2 separate regions of the Homo sapiens genome follow, and region 1 is linked to region 2. The links are chromatin loops, found by intact Hi-C in ENCODE. Cell type or tissue: dorsolateral prefrontal cortex. All regions are shown on one strand. Each heading gives the region's core, and the rest is flanking DNA. Links, peaks and the distances in the headings are about the cores only. Region 1 has its middle 1.7 kb from the start of CCR9. Region 2 has its middle 20 kb from the start of SLC6A20.

What was found. Hi-C counts contacts between places; a loop is a spot of excess contacts. Peaks named below come from ENCODE experiments on the same cell type or tissue, not always from the same donor. Only the 100,000 strongest peaks of a DNase experiment are listed, where the experiment ranks them.
Region 1: a loop joins it to region 2, with 10 times the contacts of the local background. A loop is called at or near these places in 2 of 110 quality-filtered maps.

The regions. Positions count from the first base shown.
Region 1 is chr3:45,883,418-45,886,327 of GRCh38, forward strand. It overlaps a transcript of LZTFL1 not described here, the pseudogene SDHDP4 and a transcript of CCR9 not described here. Among named protein-coding and RNA genes, the nearest start is that of CCR9, 1.7 kb to the right of the region's middle. RefSeq lists a promoter at 2,142-2,910. In dorsolateral prefrontal cortex, for the core only: no CTCF peak of the experiment used is centred there; a DNase peak (open chromatin) is centred at 1,534; H3K27ac peaks cover 1,847 bases.
Region 2 is chr3:45,815,496-45,818,405 of GRCh38, forward strand. No RefSeq gene overlaps it. Among named protein-coding and RNA genes, the nearest start is that of SLC6A20, 20 kb to the left of the region's middle. RefSeq lists an enhancer at 2,297-2,910. In dorsolateral prefrontal cortex, for the core only: no CTCF peak of the experiment used is centred there; no DNase peak of the experiment used is centred there; H3K27ac peaks cover 2,206 bases.

The DNA of each region.
Region 1 (2,910 bases), core at 286-2,785, 68 kb after region 2:
CCAGAATACAGACCTCAGTCTCACAATTTCTTGGACATAATTCTTCTCAAACCTTTTCCTCAAAGCTTAAATTCTGAAAATAGTCTGGTGATTAAGAGAAGATGGCTGTCCACCAATGGATTTATCTGTTATTTCTTCCTTATTGTGAGTTGAATGGCGTGACAAAGTGAAGGCAAAGAGGCATGCATTAATTCTTCAAAGTATAAGTCAAAAAGGTCAGCGCTTCTACAATGTGGCAGTATCTTTGCAGATGCCCACATCATGATAGTTGAAAGAGCAAAGCCCAGAAAAGGCTAAAGCTGAAAGTGCCAAAAGGCCTGCCTTGGCAGCTTTCTGCAATGCATCCCCATGAACACAGTCAGGAACAACTTGTCCAAGGCCCCAAGACCATGAAGAGTGAGAGTTGCAGCCACGGAGTAGGCCATCACAGAGCAAGGATTCAGTTAAGCAGCTAGAAGCAGGCCCAGGAGCAAAACACTGACAATCCTCTCACTAGTCCAGTGGACAGATGCAGCCTTGGAACCAGAAAGGTGGCTCAGTGACAAATGAATGTGCTGCACTCCACGCCATTCTGGGGTAGGTTGGGTCCTGAAGAAATCCTGAGATCTGAGCAGGTCTGACAACTGGGGCTCGCAGGAACAGAGCTCAGCCTCCTTGGGCACCACAGAGGGCACTCAGCCTCTAGAGAACCTCCATCTCTTCCCTCAGAGTATGCTTATAGTGCCCTGTCCTCCAGAACTCACCTTTGGCAGGGTGAGAATGCAAGAGAGAAATAGCCCTTAGAAAAGGGGACCAGCAACCTTTTATAGTCACCCAGCTCTGAATTCTAGTTGCAAAGAAAGAAACACAGCAAAGAAAACAAGAGGATAGGGCTTTTTTCAGGAATGGACCTAAACTAGATTGCAGCAAAGGGAGTCACATTTGCACAAGCTCCTTTGAGAAAGCGGAAGTTCTCTCTATGACTTCCTTGCGTCTTCCCTTCTCCCCAGCCTCATGATCCTCTCTGCATCCCAGGAGAGGGCATGTGAGTGCTCTAGAGCAGCTCTTCCAGACCTGGATGGAAGAACCTACCTAAGCTTCCCCACCTCACCTGGACCACGGGGACCCGTGCAGAGGAGGGAATCTTCCCACACCGGTGCATTTACCCCTTCTCCTCTTCCCTGACGGCCAGCCTCACCTTCCTTCCTCCCCCGAGACTCACTCCAACGTCTAGGGGCAAGCAGTGTCTACCTTGTATGCTCTTACCTGATGAGGAAACAGCCTGAGTCAAGAGAAGGGAGAAGCACAGGCTTTTCCTCACCCATGGCAATTGCAATAGTGCGTGTCTCACCTCGCTGCAAGCTTTCCAAGGACGCAATCAAACACGGGGGAGAAACAAATTCAGCCAAGAAAGTCAAGTAAGGGAACATCTTCTTCCCTCTAGCACCAGTTCCTTTTGTGTCTTTATTTGCCAAGTGAGAGGGAGGAGTGAGATGCCAGAGCATCTGGCTGGTTCTCAGCTATGTATAGTTTCAGACACCATTTATTTGCAATGAGCGCCCGCCGAGGGAAGGGAATTTCACGGCTCCCTCGCACCGCCGTTCCTTAAGGCTGATGAATCAGACACCTCTTTCGTTCTTACTGTGCATGCCCTCTACCTTTCAGATGACCTATTTGTTGGCCTTTTTCCATTTAGACAATAAACCCAAGTGCACCTTCTGCATCCCTTTGCTCTACGGGAACTGAGGGTGATGAAGGGGACATGCGCCTGGGAGTACCACGCCATGACAGAGCGGCATTGAGTCCTCGGGACAATCAATACACCAAGAGGTGGAAATTAACATCCACAAGAGTGTAGTCATGATTTTCCCCCAGAACAAATATATAAAAGGGATCTTTGTCATAACAATGACAGGAAATCATTAATCACATCAGGATTGAAGTCCCCACTGTAGCAGTGGATGGGAAGACTTCGTCTGTGATCTTCATTAAAAATGCAATATTTTGTATATTTAGCTTTTTTCAAAGTTTTACCAAAACACCTGTAATTAATACAATTTATTGTATTATCTTTGTTAATGTATCTGATGTGCAAAACCTTACTAGATTTGCCCCAATTTGAAGGTGTCTGTGGCTTTCCAGCACTCCATGTGTTCCTAGCTACATCTCACAGGCAGACTTTCTAAAGCAGTGCCTTTCAATAGCACTGTTGGCGACGATGGACAGGTTCTGTATCTGCATTGTCCATTGGGATAGCCACTAGCTGCATGTGGCTATTGAGCACTTGAAATGTACCTGGCATGACTGAGAAACTAGTTAACACTTAAAACATTTTTCTTTTTTGATACAGGGTCTCAGTCTGTTGCCCAGGGTGGAGTGCAGTGGTGCAATCTTGGCTCACTACAACCTCTGCCTCCTGATCCTTCCACCTCAGCTTCCCTGAGTATCTGGGACTACAGGCATGGGCCACCATGCCTGCCTAATTGTTTTTGTGTGTTTTGTAGAGATGAGGTTTCACCATGTTGTCCAGGCTGTTCTTGAACTCCTAGGCTCTGCCTAGTGATCTGCCCGCCTCAGTCTCTCAGAGTGCTGGGACTACAGAGGTGAGCCACTGCACTGGCCCTAGTTAGCATTTTAATTAATTTGAATTTAAATAGGCACATCTGCCTAGTAGCTACTGTGTTGGATAGCACAGCCCTCCGGGTTCTGGTACGTCTGTCAAGGCCAGAAAAGGTATGTTGCGATGGATAGTGCTACATCTGCCACTGGGTGGTAATCTGATACAGGCCTGCTCAGGTGACACCACCTAAAGAAATCTCATCAGTGTGCACCTCTGGCAAGCCTGACAAGGCTGACTTCTCTCGATGGGATCCTCCAATTTCCCCATTCCCTGTAAGCAGCTGTGCTGTCTAGGAAGAGAATTTGCTCTTA
Region 2 (2,910 bases), core at 176-2,675:
CAAAAGCAATGGCAACAAAAGCCAAAATTGACAAATGGGATCTAATTAAACTAAAGAGCTTCTGCACAGCAAAAGAAACTACCATCAGAGTGAACTGGCAACCTACAAAATGGGAGAAAATTTTTGTAATCTACTCATCTGACAAAGGGCTAATATCCAGAATCTACAAAGAACTCAAACAAATTTGCAAGAAAAAACAAACAACCCCATCAAAAAGTGGGTGAAGGATATGAACAGACACTTTTCAAAAGAAGACATTCATGCAGCCAACAGACACATGAAAAAAATGCTCATCATCACTGGCCATCAGAGAAATGCAAATCGAAACCACAATGAGATACCATCTCACACCAGTTAGAATGGCGATCATTAAAAAGTCAGGAAAAACCTTCAATAATTTATCGGCTAACTGGAACTAGCAAGATATGAAAAGGATAGTATATCATCACTGTCTTAGAACAGGACCCTTGTAAATTATACCTCAAAATAAGGGGGAGTAGACTCTGAGGCCAAGATTGTGTGCAGGATGTCGATCAGGAGGGAGCCTTGGGGCCAACAGGTGTAAAGGAAGTCAAGGCAGCAGGACTGGGCAGGCCCAGTGGCATGGCTGTCAGCCCTGTGGGGAGCTCTGAGGATGAGACACACTTTGACACTGTCCCACACTGAGGCGAGAGAGTTATGTCTCCATTGATTGTTACTGGAGGCAGCCACCTTGAAAGGGAGCATAAACTTGGGCAAGGTGGTTCTCTTCAGCTGGGCAGTGCTCAAATGGCAGACAATGAAGGGCCAGCTGCTAGCAGGTCTTCCAGTGGCTGGGGCCATAGTCCCTTTATTCCTGAATGGAGATTAGGAATAATCTGCACACAGTGGCAGCAAAGGCAAGGCCAAGTCAGATGGTAATGATATGAGCTGCTTTTAATTTCAGGCAGTTGATTACTTACATAGACAGGGAAAGGAAGTGGGTCAGCCAAAGGTGCTAGGTTCCTCGGTCCTTCTCTCACACTCCAAAAAGGACAACACCTACTCAAAAGGGGCAGGATGACTGCAACAGGAGTTGTGGGATACTTTGTTGCTGGGGAGCCAAGCCTAGACTGCAGCTAAGTGGTTTTGCATTCTGCAGGTCTATTCTGAGCTCTTCAGAATCTCATCAAAACCCTCGCAGGAAAGACAGGGAGGCAAGAGGAGCTGGCCTCGGGGCAACTCCTCACAAGCTTCCCATCCTCCCTGTTCTGGGAGAATCATGAGGCATTTTGCCAAGACCTAGACTATTAATAACTGTGGCTCAACCCTTGCCTGTACAGCATCTGGGCCAGGATGGAACCGTTCTCTACAGCACCTGATGCAACAACCAAGTGGAGTATGTTTCAGGCCTCTAAGGATAGTTTAACAGTAAGAAATTAAATATCATTCACAACATTAACAGAAAAAAGAGAAAAATTATATCATCTCAACAGATGCAGAAAAGGCATTTGGCAAAATTCAACACCCATTTATAGTTTAAGCTTTTCTAGCAAACTAGGAATAAAAAAGAACTTCCTTAATTTGACACCGAATATAGCAAGCATTATTCTTTTTTTTTTTTTTTTTTTTTTCTGAGAACAGTCTTGCTCTGTTGCCCAGGCTGGAGTGCAGTGGTGCGATCTCGGCTCACTGCAACGTCTGCCTCCCAGGTTCAAGCTATTCTCCTGCTCAGCGTCCTGAGTAGCTGGGACTACAGGCGTGCACCACCACGCCTGGCTAATTTTTTGTATTTTTAGTAGAGATGGAGTTTTACCATGTTGACCAGGCTGGTCTTGAACTCCTGACTTCAGGTAATTTGCCCATCTTGGCCTCCCAAAGTGCTGGGATTACAGGCGTGAGCTACTGTGCCCAGCCTGCAAGCATTATTCTTATTGGTGAAATATTTAAAGTGTTCTCCCTGAGACTGGGCATGAAGCAAAGATGCTATCTTTTCTATTCAACATTGTACTAGAGGTCCTAGCCAGTGCAATAAGGCAAGAGAAATAAATAAAAGGCTCACAATCTCATTTATTCAAAATTATTTACCTGGAAACCCCAACTATTTGAAACAAAGCTGGTAATCTGGAAGACTAACATTCTCTTATAAAGCAATCTAAAAAGGTCTTGGAGCAGCAAAGATGCCACAAAGCCTATGCTCTTCACACACAGAGTCCCTTAAGCCCTCATCCTGAAGCTACGTACAATCCTAATAAATGGCTCCATTTATTTTCCAAGCCCACCTTGGAAAATGGCAAGAGATTGGCAAACCAAACAAAACCAATGTTAGCTACCAGCCTAAAAGGAAAGAACACGCATAAACCATAAAACGTAGATGCAGCAGTTTAAAAAAACAGTGCTTATAAATCACTTATTAAAAGGGCAAACAGCTCCACACCTCAGCAGCCCTGAGGGCACTGCAGTGCAGGACAATAATTGACACTTGTAATAATGACTTTGAGTCATCAGGAAAAGATAAGATTATGCTTATGACTCACTGCTTAAGAAGGCAGGAAATTATATTTTGTATTAAAGGTTTTTAATGTCTGATTTTAAAGAAGTTTGGGTTATTTATATGGAGAAATTTTAGTGTTAGGAAATTACTTTATAGGTAATATCTGATTTCTTTTACAACCTAACCACTAAGGTTTTTCATGGCTTAAGCAGTACTTGGCCAGGAAACAGAAGTCAATTTCACAAGTGTTTGGATTGAGCACCTGTGATACTTGAGTCATAATGACGGGCTCTGCTCCAGGCACTCAGTCCAGGGATGTTCTTTTTTTTTTCAGAGTTGTTACTATTTAAAGGCAGCTGTGGCTTGGCCACGTGAGCATACTGGGCTGAAAATGGTAAGCAGGATTTGTAATTTCTTCTAAGTCGAGTCGACCCTTTGATGAGTAAGTATTGAAAGCA